Regions from separate parts of the Mus musculus genome. Here regions 2 and 3 are each linked to region 1. A link is a loop called in an ENCODE intact Hi-C map of the cell type or tissue named here. Cell type or tissue: left cerebral cortex. All regions are shown on one strand.

Evidence for each region. Hi-C counts contacts between places; a loop is a spot of excess contacts. Peaks named below come from ENCODE experiments on the same cell type or tissue, not always from the same donor. Only the 100,000 strongest peaks of a DNase experiment are listed, where the experiment ranks them.
Region 2: a loop joins it to region 1, with 2.5 times the contacts of the local background. A loop is called at or near these places in 3 of 42 quality-filtered maps.
Region 3: a loop joins it to region 1, with 2.6 times the contacts of the local background. A loop is called at or near these places in 3 of 42 quality-filtered maps.

What each region holds. Positions count from the first base shown.
Region 1 is chr15:101,968,939-101,976,938 of GRCm38, forward strand. It overlaps a transcript of Krt78 not described here. Among named protein-coding and RNA genes, the nearest start is that of Krt78, 19 kb to the left of the region's middle. In left cerebral cortex, CTCF peaks have their summits at 1,825 (motif pointing left), 4,944 (motif pointing left) and 5,144; DNase peaks (open chromatin) are centred at 1,836 and 4,925; H3K27ac peaks cover 329 bases.
Region 2 is chr15:101,857,833-101,865,832 of GRCm38, forward strand. Krt77 (keratin 77) reads right to left here. Exons shown (of 9, transcript NM_001003667.2): 2 at 7,619-7,833; 3 at 6,483-6,543; 4 at 5,920-6,015; 5 at 4,946-5,110; 6 at 3,387-3,512; 7 at 3,057-3,277; 8 at 2,695-2,729; 9 at 899-2,271. The coding sequence ends at 2,024. Among named protein-coding and RNA genes, the nearest start is that of Krt77, 7.9 kb to the right of the region's middle. In left cerebral cortex, a CTCF peak has its summit at 3,077; DNase peaks (open chromatin) are centred at 2,107 and 3,123; H3K4me3 peaks cover 771 bases; H3K27ac peaks cover 838 bases.
Region 3 is chr15:101,870,852-101,878,851 of GRCm38, forward strand. No RefSeq gene overlaps it. Among named protein-coding and RNA genes, the nearest start is that of Krt77, 5.1 kb to the left of the region's middle. In left cerebral cortex, no CTCF peak of the experiment used is centred here; DNase peaks (open chromatin) are centred at 2,588 and 3,744.

The sequences.
Region 1 (8,000 bases):
CTCCTATACAGTCGGGAAGCTCTCCTGTCTAACCTTAATCCTTCCTGCTGCAACATCAGCCTGGTTACTCTCAGTCCAAAAGCTATTTGCTCTCTGGCTGGCTCAGCCTATGCATCCCAGGGCCCTCTCCCAACTCCTGACTCAGCGAGCCCATTGTTGCGTTGCCTGCTAGGGTGCCAGGAAACCCCAGCAGGTGAACCAGCTAAGCTTGTGGGCAGGAGCCTGGAAGGAACTGGTGAAGGATGAGGTCGGTGCAGGAGCTGAAGGGACCAGCAGATTCCCCCCAGTGCCTGGCTTTTTAAGTCTAGTCGTCATTTTTAATGTGGATGGGGGTCCCAGGGCTAAGCCTGTGGTGTTTCCTGTCCTATATACAAATAATGCAAGCCCACTGTTCACATTTTTAAAACAACAGACAATAAAATGACATTTGAAAAAAGTACGGGGGAGCAGGAGATATGACTCCGTGGGCAAAGGAGCTTGCTGTCCAGCCGGAGAACCTGCGTTCAATCCCAGAGACCTACATGGTAGAAAGAAAGACAAATTGTCTCTGACCTCCAAGTGTGAATGCCTACACATGTACATACAACAAATCACACATAAAAATAACATGGGCAAATAACTAACTGTAATACACTTTTTAAAAAATGTGTGTGTGTGTGTGTGTGTGTGTGTGTATATATATATATATATATATATATATATATATATATATATATATATATATATAAAATGTATATGAGTACACTGTAGTACAGATGGTTGTGAGCCTTCATGTGGTTGCTGGGAATTTAATTTTTTAGGACCTCTGCCCTCTCCAGTCAACTCCACTTGCTCAGTCCCTGCTCGCTCTGGCCCAAAGATTTATTATTATACATAAGTACACTATAGCTATCTTCAGGTGTGTTAGATCTCAATACGGGTGGTTGTGAGCCACCATGTGGTTGGTGGGATTTGAACTCAAGGCCTTTGGAAGATCAGTCAGTGCCCTTACCCCCTGAGCCATCTCACCAGCTCCTGTAATACACTTTTAAATAAGAGAAAATTTAGGAAAAAATAAAAATAAAACAAAACCCTTTCAAAAATTAGATCCCCCTGAAAGTAGCCAACAGAACATCAGGGTACAACCTTCCGGACACTCACAAATACAGACGGTCAGCATCCTCCAGTTGACATGTGTTTACTTTAGACTTACTCTGAACAGGATGTTGCTCGAGCTGGAGGTACAACTCTAAGCAACAGCTGTAAATCCAGGCCTGGGCTGAGGCCACAGCTCAGGAATAGTGTTTACCCAGCGCACATCAGACCTTGGATATAAATAAGGAAAAGTAGAGAGAAGGAGAGAAGAAAAGCCAGCATGGGTCTTATGGGCTACAATTACGCCTATGACCTGTGCTTAAGCATGTGCGTATATGTATGCATATATGCACATGTTTGGAGTGGCACTGCCTCCCATGCAGTGGGACCATCAATTACCCTTATCTTTATGTATTTTTATAGTGAGATCACACTACACAGGAAGATTTCGACAGGCTTCCCTATCTGCGTCGTATAAATCCAAGTGTATGGCTGAGTGTTCTCTCTCTCTCTCTCTCTCTCTCTCTCTCTCTCTCTCTCTCTCTCTCTCTCTCTCTCTCTCTCTCTCGCACACGCACACATGTACACTCGCATGCACCCTCAGGGGGGGGGGGTCAAGAGGGGGAAAGTGCAGCACAGTCCCATCCTGGTCCTAGCTGGCATCCAGGCTTTTCCAGGACACATTCTTTCCCAGCATTCCAAGCTGGGACAGGGTTCTCCCACACTCGACTCCCCCTGCAGGTAGCCTAGGATCCTGCAGCCCGAACTGTCCTGGGAACCTGCAGTGAGGTCTCCCAGAAGCCCCCTTTCCCCACCAGCTCCTGGATGCCTGATATCAGAACAAATCACTGATACAAAGGAGCCTCCGAGAGAGGTGACTCTCCTGGGGACTTAACTGTCACAGCTGATCCTGGGCAAAGTCATGAGACTTAGACTCTCGGGAAGTTAAAGCCAGGGATTCTAGTAAGGGATTTCAAGCAAGGAGCCAAGTAAGGCTGAGAGTCAAGAGAATGGGTTTCTGTGGGCTGAGGGTGAGGGTCAGGTGCTATCTCCACAGAGCAATGACAGTGGGACCTGGGGCAAAAGGCCTGGCCTCCCTAAGCTTCCCCATCTGTGACCAGGGAATAACAATCTCTATTCCTCCTGGGAACACGGTGTGTGTGAGACAAGACTATACCTGCAGCGCCCTCAGAATGAAAGCCAAGCACCAGCTGTTAACTTTCATCATTAACCTCAAGACCCTGTTCCTCAATCACCTACCAGGCCTGCCCTATCAGATACCAGTCTTCTGGGACTCCTTCAGCTCTGGGGGAGCTTGTGAGAAGCATGAACGGGAATGTGCCAAGAGCACGCTCATTTGGAACCGTGTGTGTGCGCTCACAAGAGCATAAATGAATGGGTAGTCATGGTGGTACACACCTGAAATCCCAACACTCAGGATGCTAACACAGGAAGACAAGGAGTTTGAGGCCAACCTGGGCTACACCCACAGACTGCCTCCAGAGAAAAATAAAATGGAGAAAATATATAAAGGCATGGCCCACGTGTATGCAACATTTAGCTGCATATTGAGTGTGTAAAGAGTGTAAGAGGGGCATGCAGGATGGAGAGTGTGCCAGGGACAGGTGTTATGAATGTGTAAGAGCTGGTATCTGAGGTTGTATGTGGAGGTCTGGACTCCCCACACACATCCTAGACACATAGCTCTCGGCATGAGTGCTTTGTCATTGACAGCAAGGTTCCATGCTGTAAGATAGTCTCTGACCTGACTTTCTTCTCCTCCTAAGCTTTGAGGGTTTCCAAAGAAAAGCCTCCAACTCCACCCCTCCAAGCCTCACAACGCCCTCTGATCGAAACTGGAAGGAGACCAGAGCCAGTCTGCACGGGGTGCTCGCTCTCTGTAGGGAAGCCCCGTAGGCTGGTGCCCTTTCTCCACCCTTGTTCCTGTGAAGGACTGGATGAGAGCTTCTGCCCCTTCCAGGCTGTAGAAACCTCTCAGACCATCTACTCAGGCAGGCCCACTTCCTGCTACCGGCAACTGGCAGGGACCTTCAGAGCCCACCACCATCCCTTTCCAGGGACAGAGCTCTGCTCCACCCACATCTCTCCAGAGCAAAATAAGGAAAGGGCTAAGGGAGGCACCCTCAAGGAGGGAAGGGCACTGAGAGGGCATGGGTAGGGGGAGGGATGGGGGTGCTTTCCTCGTGGCCTCTTCCAGGAAGTCACTTTTTGTGGTTGACACCATGCCTGAAGATCGCCATTATATGTGAAGCTAATATCTGCCAGGTGCTTTACATAGGCCACCTCTGGCTAAACCTGGTTTTATGGCTAAGAAAGCTAAGGCTCTGCAGACCTAAAAGGACTTGACCGAGATCCCACAACCAAAGCTGGAGTTTGCAGCTGACTGTAATTCCTCTCCAAATCCTATGTCTATCTGCCCTCTGGCATTGATACTCCCCTATCTGGGGGGCTGGGAGAAAGAGCCATGCTCAGACCAGATGGAACATCTGGGGAAGTGTTAGGTGGTGCAGTCGACAAAGATGCACATAATGACCTCAGGAAGGAGGGAGGTGTGTGAATGGAGGAGAGAGGTGGGGAGGCAAAGGTCTGGTCACCTCCGTGGGAACCGTGACCACAGGGGCTCGTGTAGGGTGCAGATAGTGTGGAACTGGAAAGCAAGTGTGTGCCTAACTCCCCCCCCCCCCCCCCCCGTCAAGTCAGGTTGCAACATCTCTGCCCCAAGCCTCAGTCCTCACAGCCATGCCTGGGTAGAAGTCTAGGGCTTGTAGAGGCCCAAGTGATGGTAACATTCAGAAACAGTAAAGCCTGGGGGGGGGGGGGACGGACTCAGAGGAATTCAGCAACCAAAAGAGCGGCATTGAGAAGGGGGACCTGGCTGAGCAGGCTGGTAGGGAAGAAAGAACAGGACCCAGAAAATGGAGAACGCTGGAGAGGCTATGGTGTTAAGGAGCCAAAGATGGACTCCTCCCTGAGGCAGAGCTGGAACAGGTCTTCCTCCCTCCTGGAATGTCACCTTCAGCCCCTGGGCCTTGAGAAGACAACAAGTCACTGGTGAGTTAGATAGGACAATTCCAAATCCCAGGCCCCACACAAACACAAAGGAAAAGGTGCAACCAACCTAGAGAAGGGAGAGAAGTTGAACAAGTGACCCCCTCATGAGACAACAAAGCAAGCAGTGGGACCCAGGCAGATGAAAGCTGGCACCCCTATGACACCATCCTCCCCCTCCTGTGGTGTTTTAGAGGTTCTCAGTATCTCTGCACCGGAGAGCAACAGACCCTACTGGAAGAGAAGGGTTGCTTGCTGAATTAGTCCCACGCTCACTTGGGATTGCGATCTGATCTGTAGAGAGAAAAGGGAGAAAGCAGAAACATTCATGGGAGCCATCTGTAAAATGAGGACGATAGCCCCTGCCTGAGTTATGGTGGCATTTAAGGGGTAGCACGTGTCTACACAGCCAGGGAAGAGTCAGGTGCTTCTATCCTCACCCAGGGCTAGGAAAAGGATGCCTGCCTGGGCCCAGACTGGCAGGTGCTACTCAGGACGGTCCAGCCATGCTCGTTTGCATGCTATTTGCATGTGCTCTTTCTAGCCACCAACACTTGTCACTCCTGTCACTTCACAGCCTCTAGGTCACAAGCTGTCTCTGTCCCTGCTTTGTGCCCTTTCCTGGACTCTTGGTAGCTGGAGGACCCTGGAGGAAGGAAAGAATTCAAACTGGGGGACAGAGGGTCGGAGATGCGACCCAGACTCTGAAGAAGCAATGAGCCGCTGCTATCTGTGGAAACCTGGCTTAGGGCGACCCCTACAGGGCAATCCCAGAATGCAGGGAGACTGGGAAATAGCCTAGCTCCTCCCCTCTCCCCACTGGGGTTGCTCGTGGCATCTCTTCGCCTCCCAGCGGTTCTAACGCTGCCTAGCACCCAGGATCTCCCAGATCCTGAGTCAGCCCAGAAAGTTACCATTTCGCCCCTCCACTAAATAACCAAGACCAAGTGAGTCAACGTGGTCTTCCCAAAAAGCGATGCAAGAGTATTTGGGAGAGTTGGGCTCTAAGAACCATCATTAAATATTCCAACATGAGTATCAGAGCCCACCTTAGGCTCACGTGGCCACCCGGCAGTGCAGAGTGGAAAGGGATCGTGACCACATTTTGGGAAGAGTTTAGGGAGCAGAGAAGACAGTAAGTAATGCGGAGAGATCCTCAAAACCACAGTACACAGTGGCCCTACTAAGTTCTCTTCAGTGAGGCCCATTCCACAGGGGATGAAGCCCGAGAACTGGACGGAATCCCAGCCAGGGAAAGATTTCCTCACAGCAGCGCTCCTATTGGGAGAGTGGGGCGGGGGGGGGGGGGTGCGTGTGACCTGGGAAGACACCATCTTCCTTCCCACCCAGAGTCAGTTTCTGCCTGTCTATTTCAGCAGGGAGGGGACCAGCGAGGGAAATGCAGCCACAGCAACATTGGACTAGGAGGGGAAATGCTAAAAATGCTCTGAGCCTGCACTTGGCTTGTGGACAGACACAAAGGGTCTTGCCTTTGCCGTGGGCTCCTCCACCCGCAGTGCGCCCCGGCGTGTGAATGGGGCCACTGGAGAGGGCAGGGCCGAAGGGTGTGTGTGTGAGAACAAGTGAAGTCATTCTCTCTGGGTGGTTCCTTTTAATTAGCACCCTGAAAAACTCCCAGCCAGCAAAATTGAGTCTTGCCAACAGGGAGCCCCACCCTTCTGGCTCATCCAAGCCTTAGGGGCAAAGTGGGGGACAGAAAAATCTAAAGGCAAAAAAGAAAGGGGCCTGCTTAGAGTCCAAATACTGAAGGGAGCCCTTCTTAGCCTTCCAGAGACCCTTCGGTAGGTCAGGACAGGGGTGCAGAGGCTGGCAAAGCGTGGCTGAGAAGGAAGAGAACAGAGAGTGGAGTGATTGCCATGTCCCAGAACCTCTGGGAGTCCAGACCCTGAAAATGACCAGTGTCCAGCCAGCCCTGGAGGTTGCCCTGTAGATAAGACATCAAGGACCAGGAGTGAGAAAGACATCCAAGCTCCACCTGGCCCTTTCACCTTTATACGGCTTTCTAATCAAAAGGTCACCTGGTCCCTTGTGGTCAACCTTCAGAACGAGCTCAAAGGGATAGAAGTCACAGAGGGTTCCATAAAGGGGACAGAACAAGTACTGTCCCCTTCTTCAAGATCCCTAGCCATGCAGACGAGGTGTCCCTTTGGTTTGTCCCCTCTCCCTCAAAACCCTTCTCCAGGTGACTCTTACCAGGCTTCCTAGGACCCATGTCCTCTGTCACCTGATAGTCTCACTCTACCTGACATTCATTTTTTACTAGGAGCAGAGGTCAAGGCCAGAGTCCTTCTGGATCTCATCTCCCACCCCAGACCCTGGCAAAGTCAAACTATAGTGAGAGCAGATCTGTTCACAGGAAAATGGCCAGGGACTAGGAGGGAACAGACACTAGCTAGCATTCAGGACTTTTCTAGTCACAAGGACCAGAGCCCCGCTCTTAATCACAGCCCTATCCCTAAAGAGTCAGTGTGTGACCCCCAGTGTGAGTCTCTTCCTTGAAGGGCTAGACTCGGTGAGGTGGTGGGGTGGGGGCCGGCGGTGAGGTGGGGGTCAGTCTGAAAGACTCTGATGCTCACTGCAGGGCGGAGGCGGGTATGAGAGCAATGGGGAAATACTAAGTGGAAGGCTAGGCCAACGTGGCCTAAGTTCATCAGGAGACGGGTGCTAACCCAGGCCCAGACGTGGGGCCTCCTCCTAGCTCTCTCTGACTCTAAAGTTCCTGCGGCCTCAAGAGCTGAGGACAGGGACCACAAGGCAAAGCGGAGAGGGGATACCAGGAAACTGTTCAGGGCCTGGAGTCCTCTCTACTCCCTTCCAGCTGAAGAGGGCTAAGCAGCCACGTCCTCAGAGCTGAACCCTCAACCCAGAGGACTATCAGGGAAAGAGCACCTCCGCAGACCCCAAACCTACCCAGAAAGCTGTCAGGCCCTGCTAGCAGGGTACACACTGGGGGTGGGGGTGGGGGGATAGCCTAGGGCTCAGTTGTCACAAGAGGGTGTGTCCTGCTTTTAGGCAACAGTGGAGAAAGGATGGGGTGACTGTTCTTGGGGACAGAGGAGGGCGTGTCAGAAAATGAAGGCGTCCTGACCCTGGGGCTGAGTGGGAGCCAGGGCAAAGCAGGCACCGCCCAGACGCTGAGGCCTCCTGCCCCCGCCCAGCTGGCTGCTGGTTCCCATCACACCCTGGGCAGTAAAACTGGATTTTATGATTGCTGTGGGGGTTTCTGCTTTCCTGGTTTGGGGGAGGGGGGGTTAGTTGTGTCTGCAGATCTGTGCAAATGTATCTCTATTGATGTGTATCTGAACATGTGTCAGTGTCTGAGGTTCTTCGTGGGGGCGTGTGTTTGTGTCTTCATGGGCTGTGTGTTTGTGGGGCTGTGTCTGTGTGAGAGAGAATCAGACCTACTGTTTCTTGAGGATTTGTAAATTACCAGACACTTTATCTTCACAGTAATTTACAGTTTAAAAGAAAGAAAAAAAGAAAAAGAGAGTCTTCTGTCTCTTCCTGTGCTTGTATAGAGTATATGACAATCCAGGCCTGCCATCTACACTTGCCTGGGCCTCTGTGCTGATGAGCCTGTGTGTATCGGTTGTGCCAAGGCCAAAGCCTGGAGAAGGTTGGCCACTAGAGCCAGGGTCACTAGAGTCTTAGAAACATGACCTTCTTAGTACCATGACTGTTTTCTGAAGCAGAAAGTAGTCGGTAGTGTGGCTGTCTGGGAACAGAAAACTTTGGCCAAGGACACTGTGCCAGGGTTCAACCAGCACAGACTGGCAAACAGAGGAGTCTGCCCTCTTTGAGAAGGTGCTGGGTACCCCAATGTCACTACCTGGAAA
Region 2 (8,000 bases), 110 kb before region 1:
ACCCCTGGTATTGTTCCATCATTCCAGTCTGCTTGGGTCCTCAGGGGTCTGGTTTATGCCATCAAGCTGGAGGACCCAGAGAGACACACATTCTGCTTTCTCTTCCCTCTAAACCTTCTTTCCCTCATAAGGTGTCATCTGTGTCTCAGCAGCTCAAGATTCAGAAGTCTATCCATTCTACATGGCAGCTCAGTGCCTGTGCCACTACCTGCTGCACAATAATTCACTCCAGTTTGATTGCATCCCATAATAAGCCTCCATAGGAGCTACACAAATATCCTGCTGAACAACTGTGCAGCTTGGCTTTTGAAGGATGAGCAACTTTACAGACTAGTAAGGGTGAGAGTTTGAGGGGGAGGGGCTTTCCAAGATGGTGCACTGCTTATAAAATAAAAAATAATAAATGCAATAACCCTTAGGAGCCAATGATACCACCACAGGGGTGTGCCTCCATTCATTACAAGCATGAGAACCTGAGTTTTCTCCCAGAATTTAAAAGCCTGGCATAGTAACACACACTTGCAATCTTAGTACCAGGTCAGGCAAAGAAGGGTGGGTGCATGGGGCTCACTGGCCAGTCAACCAACTAACCTAATTCGTGAGTTACAAGTCAATAAGAGAACCTGTCATTCCCCCCCTCCCCCCCCCCACACACACATGCCAAAAAGAGAAAAGAAAGAAGGAAAAATATAGATGACACCCAAACATGACAGCTAATGTCCTCTGTCTCCATAGGCGTGTGCACACAATGTGTGCACATATACCCCCATACATGTGCTCCTGTGCACATATATACCCATACCCACGGGGGAAGAAAAACAATAAGCCCTAACTTTTCAAATCAGAACTAATTTCAAAGAACTAACAAAATAATAACTCATCTTCTGACCACACAATATATGGAGATCACAGAGAAATTTATTGTAGGAGAAAAAAGAAAAAAAGAAAAAAACAGAACTGCCAAGCCCTTCAGAGTTCAGCTTCCAACCAGGAAATGAGGTCACAAGCATTACCCAGCAGCCCCTGCAGAGAAGCTCTCCCGGACAGAATTATCAACTCAGCGGTTGTAGGGACTAGGCAAGCAAGTCAAGGGGTCTCCGGAACGCGAAGCAAAGGCACATTCCCTCTCGTGACTCTTCATTGGCTGGAACTTTCCTCTTCCTGCCCCCTCAGCACAGCTCAAGTATTTCTGATAGAACTGTAAATTAAACTTTAAATTAGGAGACAAAGTCTGACAGGGTACTCGGAATCAGAGAGCAGAAGGGATGAACTGAGAACTTGAGTTGTTTGCATTTCCAGATTTGCATAAGGCTGGATCAACCCAAGTCAGCAACTCTCATTCCCCAGACCCAGACATTTGCAAGGAGCAGCGCTGCCCCACAGGTGCCCGGCATTTGAGCAGTTCTCAGCAGGGAATGGGCGGCTCTAAATGCAGGGGGGTTGCTGGAAGGGGATGGGACAGAAACAGAACTTGATTAACCACCCTATCCTATCCACACCCACTGCTAAGGACAGTCTTCCTTAAGTCTCCATATCAACTGTTAACCAGTGAATGACACAAGTCGGCACAGGCTTGTCCCACAGGTACTCAGAACAACAAACCTACCCTTGCTGTCATGGTGAACCAGCATGAGCCTACAGAGCAAAGGGTCCCGAAGGCTGTTGGCTCAGATGTCCCCCTCACTAAGCAAGCTTGCCTTGCAATAGGGATTTCGGTAGGCCGCCGCGCGGGGACTTAATATTTACTGAACTGTCCAGTTTAGGAACAGGGACCTGGGACTGAGGCTCATAGTGAAGTTTGTTCACCGAGTTCTTTTTCTTAGTTGCTGGGCAAAGCCCATGAGGATTAGGACAGTGACAAGACCAGCAGGGAGGTGCGTATGTGAGCATGTGTCTGTCTCTTTCTCTCCTAGAGTCTGAGTGTCGTCACCTGGAAACTTGCTGAGACCCATTGGGAAAAGATAGGTGAGGGAGCCCGGGAGGGATTGGGGAAGAAGGCTGTAGAAGTGCAAGGACTTGGCCGCTACTCCACCACGTGCCTACGCGAGCTGTGGGTGGAGGTCTGCAGGATCTGAGTGCGGGAGGAGCCGCCGCCGCTGCCATATTTAGTGGCGCTTCTGCTGCTGGAGACGTAACTACTGCCGCCGCCGCCGCCGCCGCCGCCGCGGGAGCCAGTTCCTCCGCCGCCACCACCGCCTCCGCGGGAGCTGCCGCTGTAACTTCCTGAGCCGCCGCCACCGCCGCCAATGGTCACCTGGCTACTCTGCACCGCTGTACCAGGGAAGGACAGATACAGAATGGCCAGGAGAACTCGGCAGGGGGACCCAGCAGCACCAGCCTTGAAAGCCTGCAGCCCCGGGATCAATGGTGCCCTCCTCTTTACAAACAGAGGCATTGAAAGTCAACTGCACACTTCTGAAGGATTGTAGGCAGTCGTTTAAGTAAAGTGTGCCACCCCTGTTTAGAGACAGGTCCTCTGCGCTCAGTTCTTACTGAGTACATATCCTAATGATCTCTAGCTGGTGTTGTCAAGTATCTCAAGCAAGGATAGTGGTGGTCACTTTGGTGTCTTTTTGTATGAGACTAGAAAACAAAAGCAACTGGGCCCAGCCCACCTTCTGCCCAGCACCAACCAGCCTCCTGCTCCCCCCACCTGTCCCCCCCACCCCCCACCACCACCACACTGCTACTTACAGATGCTCACTTGACTCTGCAGCGCCCCCGACATCCTGTGAAATCAAAGCATACCCATCAATCATAGGAGCAGAGAGGCTGGTGGAAAGGTATCCCCCAACACTGACACTGCAGCCCTTGTAACATCTGTGGGTCGCACATGGCTGCACCCAGCTCTGGCTAGGGTAGAAGCACCATGCTTGGGAGAGGGGGCTGGTAGCAATGATTTCTTCCCTACCCTTGTAACCTATACATCCTAACTTGAACATCCCCACTCATCTTGGACAATCTTCCCGGGAACACATGGAAAAACCTCTCCAGTCTCATTACTCCATGGGAACATCCATATCTTTGCCCATGGAACCTGGCTGCTGTACACCCACCTGCTCTCCTCGCCCTCCAAAAGCTGGCGGTAGGTGGCGATCTCTACGTCCAAGGACAGCTTGGCACCCAGCATTGCCTGGTAGTCTCTCAGCAGCTTGGCCAGATCCTCCTTAGCCTGCTGGAGGGCCTCTTCCATGTCTTGCAGCTTCTGCTTGGCGTTCTGGAGAGCCCTTTCTCCTCTCTCCTCCGCATCAGAAATCAATCCGTGCATCCCTTCGACCTAGATCCAAGCCGGGTTGGGGAGCACAGAGGTGTTGAGCTCCTGGAATCTGACCTGGGCCTTATGGGAGGTGGCATGCCTGGTGAGACCACCCTGAGTCCTGTCCTACCTGCTTCTTGATATTGGCGATCTCTGCCCGCAGCCTCTGGATGTTACGGTTGAGCTCTGAGATCTCCATCTTGCTATTCTTCAGGTCGTCTCCGTGTTTCCCAGCTGTAATCTGCAGCTCCTGGTACTGTGGGTCAGAGGCACACCATGGTCATTATCTGCAATCCACTAGGCTCTCCCAGAGAAAGATCTGGGCTGCTCTCTCTTGGAGTAAGCCCACCTAAAGTTGTGATCACACACACTCACACTAACAACAAATCTCCCTCAGCTGAGCAGCAAAAAGAGACAGTACATACACACACACACATACACAATACATACACATGCACAAACACACACAGTACATACACACATGCATGTACATGCCTGAATACACAGTACACACACCCATATGCAAAGTACATACACACGCATGCACAGTACATATTCCTGTGCACACATACATACACAATACGTACACATGCACACACTCAGTACATACACCCATGCACAGTACATGCCCCCCCACACCCACACCCACACAACACTATAACAGGTCTCCCTCCTCTATCATGCCCACCAGTCTATGGGCAGGCTACTATCCCACTGAGACAAACCTGTTTCTTTGTGCTCTTTACCACTGTTTTCAGGCACCTAAGCCTTCATGTAGCCTATGCCCACACAGGACTACCTCTCTCTTTCCTGCCCACCATATTCCTTGTCCCTTTTCTAGAATGATTCTCCTAGCAGACAGGAGCTACTGGTCTCAGAACACCCATATTCATTTCTTTCTTTCCTATACTAGTATTGCTTTATCAACCAGACTATATACCCAGGGCATCCTCAAGAAGAGTTGACAAGAATATGGGCATTCTGACAAAGCTCTCCTTCCCCAGTCTCCTGACAAAATCTACAGCAGCCCAGAGCATGTTTTCAGACTGTGGGGCAGAGGACCGTGATATTGGAATTGGCTTTAAAATCCACAAAGCAGGTCACCACATCCTAGTTACTCAGAACACAGTAACTGGGGGCTTCAAGTTTTGTTCCTTCAACTAGAGTCTTAACCGTTCAGAAACATGAATTCATACCCAAGAGGCTGTCAAACTATGCCCAGCGTCATAGTGACAAGTGTATTCACCCAGTTAAGTTCTCATGGTGGTAGGAATGTTGTGAAATATTTGGAGTCACAGAGAGTGCCTCTAAGATTTCTAAGTGATACATTAAAAAGTAGAAAACTTTAAAAAAATGTGCTATAATAAAAATAAAAGTGACAAAGGTTGTAGGGGTTAAGAACCTGTTTGTAAATCGCACACCTGGGTTTAGTGAGTGTTTTCAGGACAGTTGCTTATTACAAGGCTTAGGAAAATTAGGTGGCCTGGCACCTGTGAGTTCTCCAGAACAATTAACTAAAAATGAGCAAACAAACAAAACAGGCAGGAACTCTCCTATCATATTCAGTGTCAAGGAGAGAAAGATAATTTCTGAAGTCTTTATTATAGACATGACAGACTTTAAGGTCAGGAGGCAATAGCAGTTTGAGGACTGTTTATTTGGGGGTGCAAACTCGAAACCCAAGCTCACCTTGGTCTGGTACAGGGCCTCAGCCTCATCTTTGCTCTTCTGTGCAATTATTTCATACTGGGCTCGTACGGCATCGATGATGCTGTCCAGGTCCAGGGAGCGGTTATTGTCCATTGACAAGATGACATTGGTATCACTGACGTGGGTTTGTATCTGGGACAGCTCCTGTGAGACACAGAACAGAGTTCACCCCTTCCACCCTTCTCCCTCTAGGATGTCTGGGGAAGCCAGAAATCTAGCCTAGAAAGGCCTCTTCGTGTTCCCTTAAATTGTTCTGTGCTATGAAACATAAAGGGAAGGGCTAAGTGTGTTTTGACTAAAGGTAAGGACTAAAGGCATCTGGGCAGGAGGAAGGAGTCCAGGACCTCATCAAGCTTCTCTTGTACAAACTGCTCAGCCTTGCTGTGGCTTCAATACCTTTTTGATGCAGGCCCTTGACAGACACAGTTAGTTGTCCCTGGTTGCCATAAGGGTTCTTAGAAACAGTGGGTATCCAGTTTGGAGCCACTTGACTACCAGGTTAGCTCATGCATTCTTCTGTTGAATGGGCATCCCCATAAGGTAGGTAGAGCTTCTGACATGGCACTCAGGTCAGAGCATGAGCCCCCATGTTGGACATAGGTGACAGGTTGGGGTGGGGCGTTCTCTGTCCTGCTCCTCTTCAGTTTTTCCTTACCACAAATCCCTTCTACTGCCTTCTCTGGGGTTCTCCCAGAGTCCTGTGGACTTCTCACAGTGTGTGAAGACCTGCTTGTTACCCTCATGTCCCAGGGGGCCTGAGAGCATGAAGCAGGGAACTACTTTACCCTCACCCATCTCAAGATGCTCATATCTCCACTGGCTCCACCAGAACCACTGATGTTGAGGGAATGACCCAACTGAGGGAGAAGTCTGGTGAGATGAGCCTTCTCCAGTTTGCACTCTTATGGGATGTGGGAAAGGAAAAAGGGGTTTCTCCTTGGGATTTCACTTACCGTATCAAATAGATATTTCAGGAAGTTGATCTCCCCATACAGTGTGTCTACTTTGGACTGCAAGTCTGATTTGCCCATGAAAGCAGCATCCACGTCCTGTGTAGCAAAGGTGTTTGGTTTCATCACCTAGGCATTGCTGGCCACCAGCTTCCCGGCTGCCCCCAGGCCAGTGGCAAAAGCCACTTCCTGGCTAAAAATGTCATCACTCAAGTCAGACCTGGAAACTGACTTTCCTAGCCAGAAGGAGGCACAACAACACCTCCACACCTCAGATCAGCAATCAGTGACAACAAACTCCCTAGATCCCTCCCCAGTCCCAAGGCTATATATACATAACTGACTTTTGAAAGCTGCCCATTAACTTAATTTCCATTTCCAAAGCCTTGAGGACTCCTAGAGCCACTGTTGTATGGGCCTGACTTTCTTGTGTGTCAGGGCCCTGCAACTGGACAGAGCACACTCCATTTTAGTCCAAGAGTTCACCCTGTCCCTAGCACAGAGCACCCCCAGGGGTTTCCTCCTGCCCAGTCCTGAGCTCCCAGAGGACCCCTCTTTTCCTTTACCTTCTTCAGAACAACAAAGTCATTTTCTGCATTGGTCCGCTTGTTGATTTCATCCTCATACCTGTGATGGAGACAAGAAGCAGGCTGCAATGGCTGACCTTGGCACCTGAGATTCAACCTCCCAGCAGAAAGCCCAGACCCTCCCAAGTCTCTGCTGTCCTGAACCGACCCTCACCCACACCCCTGCCCCCTGCTCACAGCACTGCTGCCCCCTGCCAGGGCCTGGTGCTCTGGCAGATGAATGGCTAGAGCCAAAACTCCCAAAACTCCTAACCCACAGGACAAGGACCTGACAGGGAACCTCAGAGGCACACACACAGAACGTCCTCCAGATGTTTCCATTGATTCTGATGTTGTGACTTTATAAATGCTTTCCTGGAGCTTTTTCCATCAAGACCATAAAATAACAACCACCTCAACTAAATCTTTTGAAAGAAAAGTATTTCATCCACAGTTTTGTCTCTACCTCCAATGTTTTATTTTTCCCTGTAGACTCACACCAACACATGATCCTCCCGTGGCCCAACCCAGTGAGCACATCAAGGTGACAAAAAAAATAATAATAATAATAAAATAAAAACTCCTTGAGCTGGGAGACTGTGGAAGAGGCCACTGGGGCACCTACAGTCACTCACGGACAGCTGGTCTGAAACTCAACTGTTATCCCTACTGTGACTGCCCGTAATAAGCGCCAATACTAAGAACTATTAAGTATTGTTTCTCAGAGTGTGGTTCCCCAGTGCACTAGCACAACTATCACACGTTTGAGATACATATGTACTGGCTGCATCCCAGACCTGCTGGATCAGAACCACTGACACGAGGTGCAGAGGCTGATGCAACAGGATGCATCTAAAATTTAAGAGCCACAGATCTACTCCTCAGAGCACTCAGTAAGGAGGGCACACTCTGGGCAAAGAGGTGAACGTGTGGTAGGGCTCACTAATCTCCTGCCCCTCCTGTTATAACCAACACCTAACTGTCTCTGCTATCCTGCACAGGACTGGGTGCCGTATGTAAAATGGTGTCCCCCTGCAGTTACACAATGCAGAGCCCCCCTGCTGCCAGTCATACCAGGAGCAGAAGGACCCTGACAGCCTTCTCCTTGACCCTTTTGCCCCGCCCTGGCTCCTCACTTGTTCTTGTAGTCCTCCACGACATCCTGCATGTTCCTGATCTCCGTGTTCTGGCGCAACTGCTCGGTGGTCAGAACATCCACCTGCCTCTGCAGCTGACTGATGAACTCCTCGAAGACTGGCTCCAGGCTGCTGGTCCGGGTGGAGGTGTTCACCTGCTGCAGCAGCTCCCATTTTGTCTGTAGCACCTGGTTCTGCTGCTCCAGGAACCGCACCTAAAGAACACCCCAAGCGCAGAACAGCTTTCTCCATGGGAAGAGAGATTGGTGGCTTTACAGCACACTCAAACCTCAGAAATTCAAGATGGGCCTTCTCGCCGTCGAGGGAAGCAATGTGGTTCATTCGGTCACTTCCAGCCAGTCTCATCCAGCTATAAACCCCT
Region 3 (8,000 bases), 98 kb before region 1:
AATTTAAATCGCTCTCTTGCAGATTGTGGAACATTTTCTCCTAATGTTCTTTTTCTATGTGTTCAAACAATAAATCTTTTTTTTTTCCAATAGTTGTGGCCGGCTCTCAAGTGCCCCAAATTTGGGGCAGAAATTCCAAACAAATCGAGAAAGATCAGGTGGCCTGTGAAATCAAGAGATGGCTAGGAGAGAAACATCCTGTAACTAGGAGTGTCCAGAGTGCTGCCAGACTACAGACCTTATCACTTGTCACAGTGTTCTGAGCGTGGGAACTCATTAATGGGTCATCTCGGGAACCAATGTAGACAGGAAAGTGTGAGAGCCTGAAATATGGAAGCAAAAGCTCTGAGCTCAACTCCAGGCCCTGCTCCCACCTGGCTGTTGTTATCTCAGACATGTCACTTGCTCCAGAGCCTTGGATGCTACAGTTTTTCCAGACTCTATGAATCGAAGCATAGCAGAAGATACTGCAATGTCTATATATACATGCATAGCTCCTCTCTCCCTCACCCCGTCCCATCCTAGGGAGCAGCTACATTGCCTATGATTTCCAACTTAAGCTGAGACAGTCCTGCACAAAACAGGTGGCCACCCTAGTTCTTTTTAATCTGTTCCCAACCTTAACACCTCTAGGGACTTTAGGTAAGCCTGTGAAGCCAACCCCTTGCTCAAAGATAAGGAGAACACAATACAGACAGAAAGAGTTGAAAATGGAATTCTGGAGCTTCGTATGCATGAGAAAGTTGCCCAAAGGCCAGGATTCTGAGTCAAGCAGAGACAGACACAGCAAAGAGAGGAAGAGGTCAGCAGAGAAGTCGGGAATATTATGGCGGGACCACATGCATGGCAGCAGAGGTTGGTGAAGGGATCCTTGCGTAGAGCATCTTTAAACTTGCTTAGAAGCATGTTCCCTTCCCCACCCCTTGGTTTGGACACTGCCTCCTCAAGTCAAGTTTCAGACCCTTGAAACAAAGTAACAAGAGCGAGCAGCATGGGGTACTCTGATGATGGCTGTGCTCCAATATGAAAGAGCAGCTGTCCGCTGGTTCTGTGAGTGGGGCCCCTTCCCTTAACACCTTCAGGAAGCTTTCCCTAAGACTAAAAACCATGGGAGGCCCTCACCCACTGCAGTGATTGTACTGCTTGCTCATGCCCACCTCTCTTCATTCCCATATTCACGCCCAACTAAACAGTTCCTTAATGTTAGGATCAAACATGGCCCAGGAGCACCTCCCTAAAAAGTGTCCATCAGTTTGCTGGCAGAGGCTAATGGCAGAGCCCTGACACTCCTAGTGAAAGTGAAGATTGACATGTAGAATAAGGAGCCCAAAGGGGTCCCACATTTAGCCAGCCTCACCATGCCTAGCTCTGTGGCCATCCTATTTACTAATTACTGATTCCCCCTCCCCATCACTCTCTGCCTGCAGTGCTCTCCCTAAAAGTGGGAAGTTGACTTGTCCTCATCTGACTCCCAAACACTGAAACCCAAGGCTGCCAAGAGGGTGAGGCCCGAGCATCTATCAGCCACCAGGATCACTAAGCAGCAGTTTGAGGGAGGGTTCGAGAGGAGCATTCCCTATAGATATGCTCCCCACCTCACCCAGCATCTCCGAGGGGCTGGAAGTGGATGCAGCAGGGATGTGGCAGAGAAAGGCCAGAGGAAGAATCTCACTAGCCAGTCTCCACCCAGACAGCGAGGCATTGAGGCTATGGTGCAGGCACGGAGCTATAGTGCAGGTATGGGGATATGATGCAGACTCGGGGCTACAGTGCAGGCACTGGGCTATGGTGCAGGTGTGAGGCTTGTGCTAGCTTCACATTCAGAACTTTTGGACCTGTGATCAGCAGAAGAGAAACCATGGGGTGGTACAGATGGAGCGAGAGCAACTGCTCCATAGAACAGAAGCTCCAACCTTGGTTTGCCACCCAGCAGTAGCTACTGGTCCCTATTCAAGTGTCAGAACTGGACTTGAAGTGGAGGTCACCAGCCATTTCACAGGAGAAAGTGGCACAGAGAGAGGGAGATGGTTCACATTACAGAGAAGATCAGTGGTGCAGCTGACATTGCAGCTCCTCCCTCCCAACCCAAATAGAAAAGAGAAGCCGATGAGGACACCTGAGGCAGCCTCTGCTCCTTTAGCCTGGGAGACAGGCAGACTGAGGGCTATACCACTTATCAAGCAGGCCCAGTGACTAGCAGAAGGAAGGTGGTGTTTAGCACACAGAAACATCATCAGGGAATTCTCCTGATTTCTGGGTGAGCCATCAACTAATGCCCCAAGCATCCAGGGTCTCACCTTTGAAACTCTCTTAGACTAGAACCCCAGGACCAGGCTGGAAATGAAGGATGAAGCAGTGTCCTCCTGCCTTGTCAAACCTATGAAGAACTCTTAGCCCTAGAAGCCCCCATGAAGCCCTAGCACTCTCCTGCGGAGTCCCAAGGTCTAGAGATAGTGTTGTTCCAGACATACTAAGGCTCTTCCATCCACCATACTGGAAATCTAATTTTTTAAACACCCTTCACCAAAGCTGGCACTGTCTCTTGTCCCTGAGGCAAAAAGAACAGCTGGGCATGCGTGGGCCTAAAGGAAAATAAGGTTGCAGGTTGGCCCCGAGCTGAATTCCAAAAGAAACAGTAAGGTCCCAGCCATGAGTCATGGTTGTTAGGCAGACAAGAGTTCCATAAAGATCAAGCGGAGTCAGGACAGACTCAGGGCTGTAGGGGTAATGGAGTGGAGAGAAGAACCCCTAACCCCTGTGGTGAGGGATAGAAAGCATTCAGTAAATTCCAGACTCATATTCCTTGCCCACATTAAAGAGTCTATAGCAGTATACGAACATAAGTAATTAACTATTTTTTCTTGCTCCAGTTTAAAGAATAAGCAGGTTGCCGGAACAATGGTCATAAACAATATGATCCTTTATTTGGCTCTTACACTGCAAGAAGTGTATTTTGAGACAGAGTCGCACATGAACCTAGAGCTTGCCACTTCTGCTGGATTGTCTAGCCAGATGCTCTGGGAATCCGCCTATCTCCATTCCCCAAGTCCTGAAGCTATAGACTCACCCTATCACACTCAGCCTTTCACATGGATGCTAGGATCTGAACTCGGGCCCTCATGCTTGCACAAGCCTTACCCACTAAGCCATTTCCCTAGCCACCAGTTTTTGGAGGGGACAGTGTTCTTGTAACCCAGACTGGCCTCAAACTCTCTGTGTAACTAAGAATGACTTTGAATTTCTGATACCCCTTCTCCACCTCCCGCATGCTGTGATTGCAGGCTTGTGTCACCATGCCTGGCATATGAAGTGCCAGACAGAACTGAGGACTTCGGGCATGGTAAGAAGGTACTCTAGTGACTGCGCCACATCCCAAGCCATGCAACCACATTTTACTGATGACTTTGGTGTGAGGCTGGAAGTGACCAAGCAGCCAGAAGACTATAGCCCCAACCCCAGATCTCACCTGGGTAGACTGATTCCAAAGACAGATAGCATGCTTTCTGCTTCACAGGGTAAGATTTTAGAACTCCACTGCTGGAATCTGAGTCTTGATTCCACCTCATATTATCTGGCCCTCTACAAGTTCGCTCATCTCTCCACATTTAAGTTTCCTCATTTACAAAGCACAGGCACTGCCTAGCTAGTGGGACTGGAAAAGTTGGAGCAGTTAATTCTTGAGATGCTCTTAGCACAGAGCCAGGCAAATGACAAGAGCCTCACTTTAACAGTTACTGTGCTGCTAAACAAAGCAACCCTCCAGCAACCAGAAGATCTTCACAGTTTCACACAGTAACTTTAACAGTTACTCTGTTGCTAAACAAAGCAACCCTCCAGCAACCATAAGATCTTCAGTTTCACACAGTAACTTTAACAGTTACTATGCTACTAAACAAAGCAACTCTCCATCAGCTACACTAGGTTTTCCATCCAGTTTCTTAAAACAAATTACAGCATCAATTTCACCATAAAAACATAAGCTGCAATATACCATAAACCATGCAAAAGACTTCAAATTGCTTTGCTTTAATCTCCTAACTATTGAAAAGAGTGAGGGCTTCTTTCACACCCCTGCACAAGTAAAGACCAATGAAGGAGGATTACAAGTTCCAAGCCAGCCTGGGCTATGTGATAAGACCCTGGTTCTCTGTAGGAGGGCAGAAACAGCATTCTGAACAAGGCAAAAGACTGTCCTTACACTAAAGATCCCAGCCCCAAACTGAATTCACTCCCTAAGATGAGATGTGACCAGAGGTGACCCGCTTTCTTTTTCCTCCTTAAGTCATGTGGTCCTTTCATAAGACAAAGGCTCTGCCCCTCTTACATCTCTCCCCCTGATCCCGCAGTGTCATCACACGTTCCCCTCATAAGGTAGAGGTTCTGCTCTCTTACACTGCCCCCTCCGTGTCTCCCACTCATTAGTTCTGAGAATATGACTTTTCCCATTTCACACATACATAAAATGATGTGATATGCAATCTGTCATTTAGCATAGTGCCCCTGGAGGCCTACCCATGTTGGCATAGCCGATGGGGCTTCTTTCTCCTGTGCAGTTCATTAACATTATATACATTGTATACAAATCAACTCTCTATCAACGGCAAGATCTTCACTTTAACAGTTACTATGCTGTTATGCAAAGCAACTATAAAATATTATATAGTAATATCACATTTGCCACGTTTTCCTGGTTTGGTTTTGTTGTTTTTCAAAAGCTTTTTGAGGCAAGATAAGGTGGCTTCAAACTTTCTATATAGCTGACGGTGATCTTGATCCTGCCTCCCTCATCTCCCAAGAGCCAGAATCACAGGTATGGCTTACGATACAGAACTCAGATTTTCTTTAGCCTTGGAGTTGGTCATACAGGCCGCCTGACCTGGGCTATGGGAACAGAAGTTGGGTCCTCTCGAAGAGAAGCAAGAGCACCTAACCACTGAGCCATCTCTCTGGCCCCAGATCTCTCTCTCTCTCTCCATTCATTTGTCTACGGACACCAAGGTATAGCCGACGTCTTAGCATTAAGCTCAAGATACTGATTTTATCTCCTCTGTAAATATGCCCAAAAGTGAATTGTCGAACCATATATTCGTTATATTTTTAATCTTCTTTTTTTGAATGTCCATCCTGTTTTCCACAACTGTGCTACCTTACATTCCTACCAACAGTGGGGGCAAGAAGCCAGCACCACCAACCAAGAGTGAAATGTAAATGAAAGTCACAGAGAGATAAGCCTCTCCCTATTAGGATGGCAACCATTGAAGATAAGATAAAGAGTGTAGGCAAGGGTGTGGAGAAAAAGAACCCTTGCACTGTGGGGCTTGTTTTGGACAGGTGCCAGCTGCAGTGAGATAGTCCCCATAGTCCCTTCTCACTGTAATTGACCATCTCTGGCAAGCTTTATCCCTCCAGACTTAGACCACTTTCTGTTGGAGGCATAGCTACTCATCATTTTAGCCTGGTGAGCATTGGGCTATCTCATAGCTGTATGCTTACTCAGTGACGAGTTTCTGTGATCTACTAAGGTGTGTCCTCTATTTTTGTTTATCTAACTTTCTTTGTCAGTCTTTATGCTAGTGAGGACAAGACCTTGCAAGGAAGGTATTCATGAGCGTGTTCCTTAACATGTTGGTTTTCTGTTGTCCTCCCTGTACGTCCCTGATTTATTAGGGACTCACCAGCCCTGTGCTGAATCTGTGTTCTGTCCAAAAACAGCATGTGCCACACAACAATGTTTGAGCCAATCACGGACCAAGGTTGGTGGTCCTGGTTTCTATAAGCAAGCAGACTGAGCAAGCCATGTGGAGCAAGCCAGTAAGCAGCACCCTCCATAGCTTCTGCATTAGCTCCTGTCTCCAGGTTCCTGCCCTGTTTAAGCTCCTGCCTTGACTTCTTCTGGGATGAACAGTGATGTGGCAGTGTACGCCAAATAAACCCTTTCCTCCCCAACTTGCTTTTTTTGCTCACGGTGTTTTTCCCAGCAATAAAAACCCTAACAAGACAGAGGTCCCAGAAAATTATGACAGAACTGAAAAATCCCTACCACCTAGAGATAGCACAGCCACGTCAGTGGAGGCAATGCATGACTCCTGTGATGAGATTGTGTGAATGAAGCTACTGCCCTGGCCGTGGCGTGTAAATGGTACAGTCCACACAATTATATAGCATTGCAGAGCTTGACTGAGAACAAACAGCCGAGCTGCCAGCTTACTATACTGTGTTTCAATGAGGTTAGTGAGTGTTCATTTAAAAAGTGTGGTGAGCCAGCCAGGTATGGTGGCACACAAAGAGTGGTGAGACAGATCAAGGATGGTGACCCAGTGATGGTGGCACATATTTGTAATCTTAGCTATTTGGGAGGTAGACAGATCAGGAAGTCAAGATCAGTCATTGTCAGCTATATGGTGACTTTAACATCAGCCTGGAATACATGAGACTCTGTCTCAAAATAAAAGTTGGCTATATACTGTATACTGTGACACAGACAGCAACCTCTTTTTCAACAGAGCTGAGGGCAGGGCTAGGAGCAGAGGGACTGTGATTCCACAGTGTAACCAAAAGAGACAATAGTACCCCTCTGGGAAGTGACTTTAGGGAGATTTCTACTGGCCTTGGTTACAGGAGGAGAACCTTGGGGACTCTGGAAACCAGACAAACAGCAGGGAGTGGTGGGGTCTGAGAAAACTATCCATTCATGTCTGAATTCACATTGTTAGGGTTTCCCAGTGGAAGAGTGCCTTGGCAAGTTGGGGCCAAGGAATGCCACAAAAGTAAATCATGCAACAGATCTAACAGGAGAGATTTATGGGGGTAGAAGGGTAATACAGACATTGCCTCTGAGGGAGGATGGAGGAGAGAAAGAACAGGCTGAGAAGGCCCGGGCTTTATAAAGGGGTATAGCGCATGCGCACTGGGAGAATACATGATTCCTAGAAATGGCTGGCACTGGCTCACTGAAGACTGGCTGGGCAATCCTGGGTTTACCAACACACGCTCCCCACATACGTTCTGCTCTTCACAGCTGGGCATAAAGAGATAGTAGTGATAGTGGCATTGCTTCTGGTGCCCTGGCTGTTGAGTAGGAGAGACAGAAGAGTCAACTTTGCTGAGATGTAGAAGTGCGTGCATGGAATGGAGGCTGATCGGGGAGGTGTGGAATTGGCAGAAAGAGGAATGGATAACTGACTAGAGCCTCATACACATAACAAGTTAGAGGTATAGTTGGAGCAGAACCCAAAAACAATTTGGCAGCTTGGAGTTATAATTCACACAAAGAAAGACTTAAAAGAGATTAATTTAAAACCCTACACATGCATGCAAACAAAAACAGCTGTACAACTCAGCCTGAGAGGTACAGTTTTGCAATGTGGTGGAAAGTGTTGCCAGCTCGGGTGAATCAGCACAAGAAGGGGTTGTCAACAGGACAGGACAGATGGGGGAGGGGTGCTCCTACCTTGCCTGGGCTAGCTGGACCTCACCTAGAGGGCTAGGCTCTGGCGCTTAAGATTCTGTAGGATCAGGATCATACTCAAGATGTCAGGGGGGCTGCCAAAGCAAAGGTAATAAAAGGAACCCCTTGGGATATAAAACTTACGAAGAGAAAACCATGCTCACATTTGTAGCCTCACACACAAGGGTTCAGGCTGTGCCTCCCTAGGACCTTCCACCAAGGCTTCTAGGTACCTCATTAGCATGGAGAACTCTGTTTTCAGCTACTAGTGACCCGATGTGGGGAGTGTGGCATGTGTTCCAGGCCAGGAATCTGTCAGGGAGCAGGGTGGCACCTATGTCTCAGGTGTGTACCCAAGTGCTGGGGTCTGAGAACAGCTCTACCCTACCAAGTTTCCTGGCATGGTTCACTGGCCCACACCGAGTGACATTTATAAGAACTCTATGGTGGGAATGAGGATACCCCACCACAGGAGAATGGCTGCCACCGTGGATGACAGTTTAGAGGGAAATATAATTGTCTCAAAGGAGGTTTCTCTTGATGGTTTCTGAAA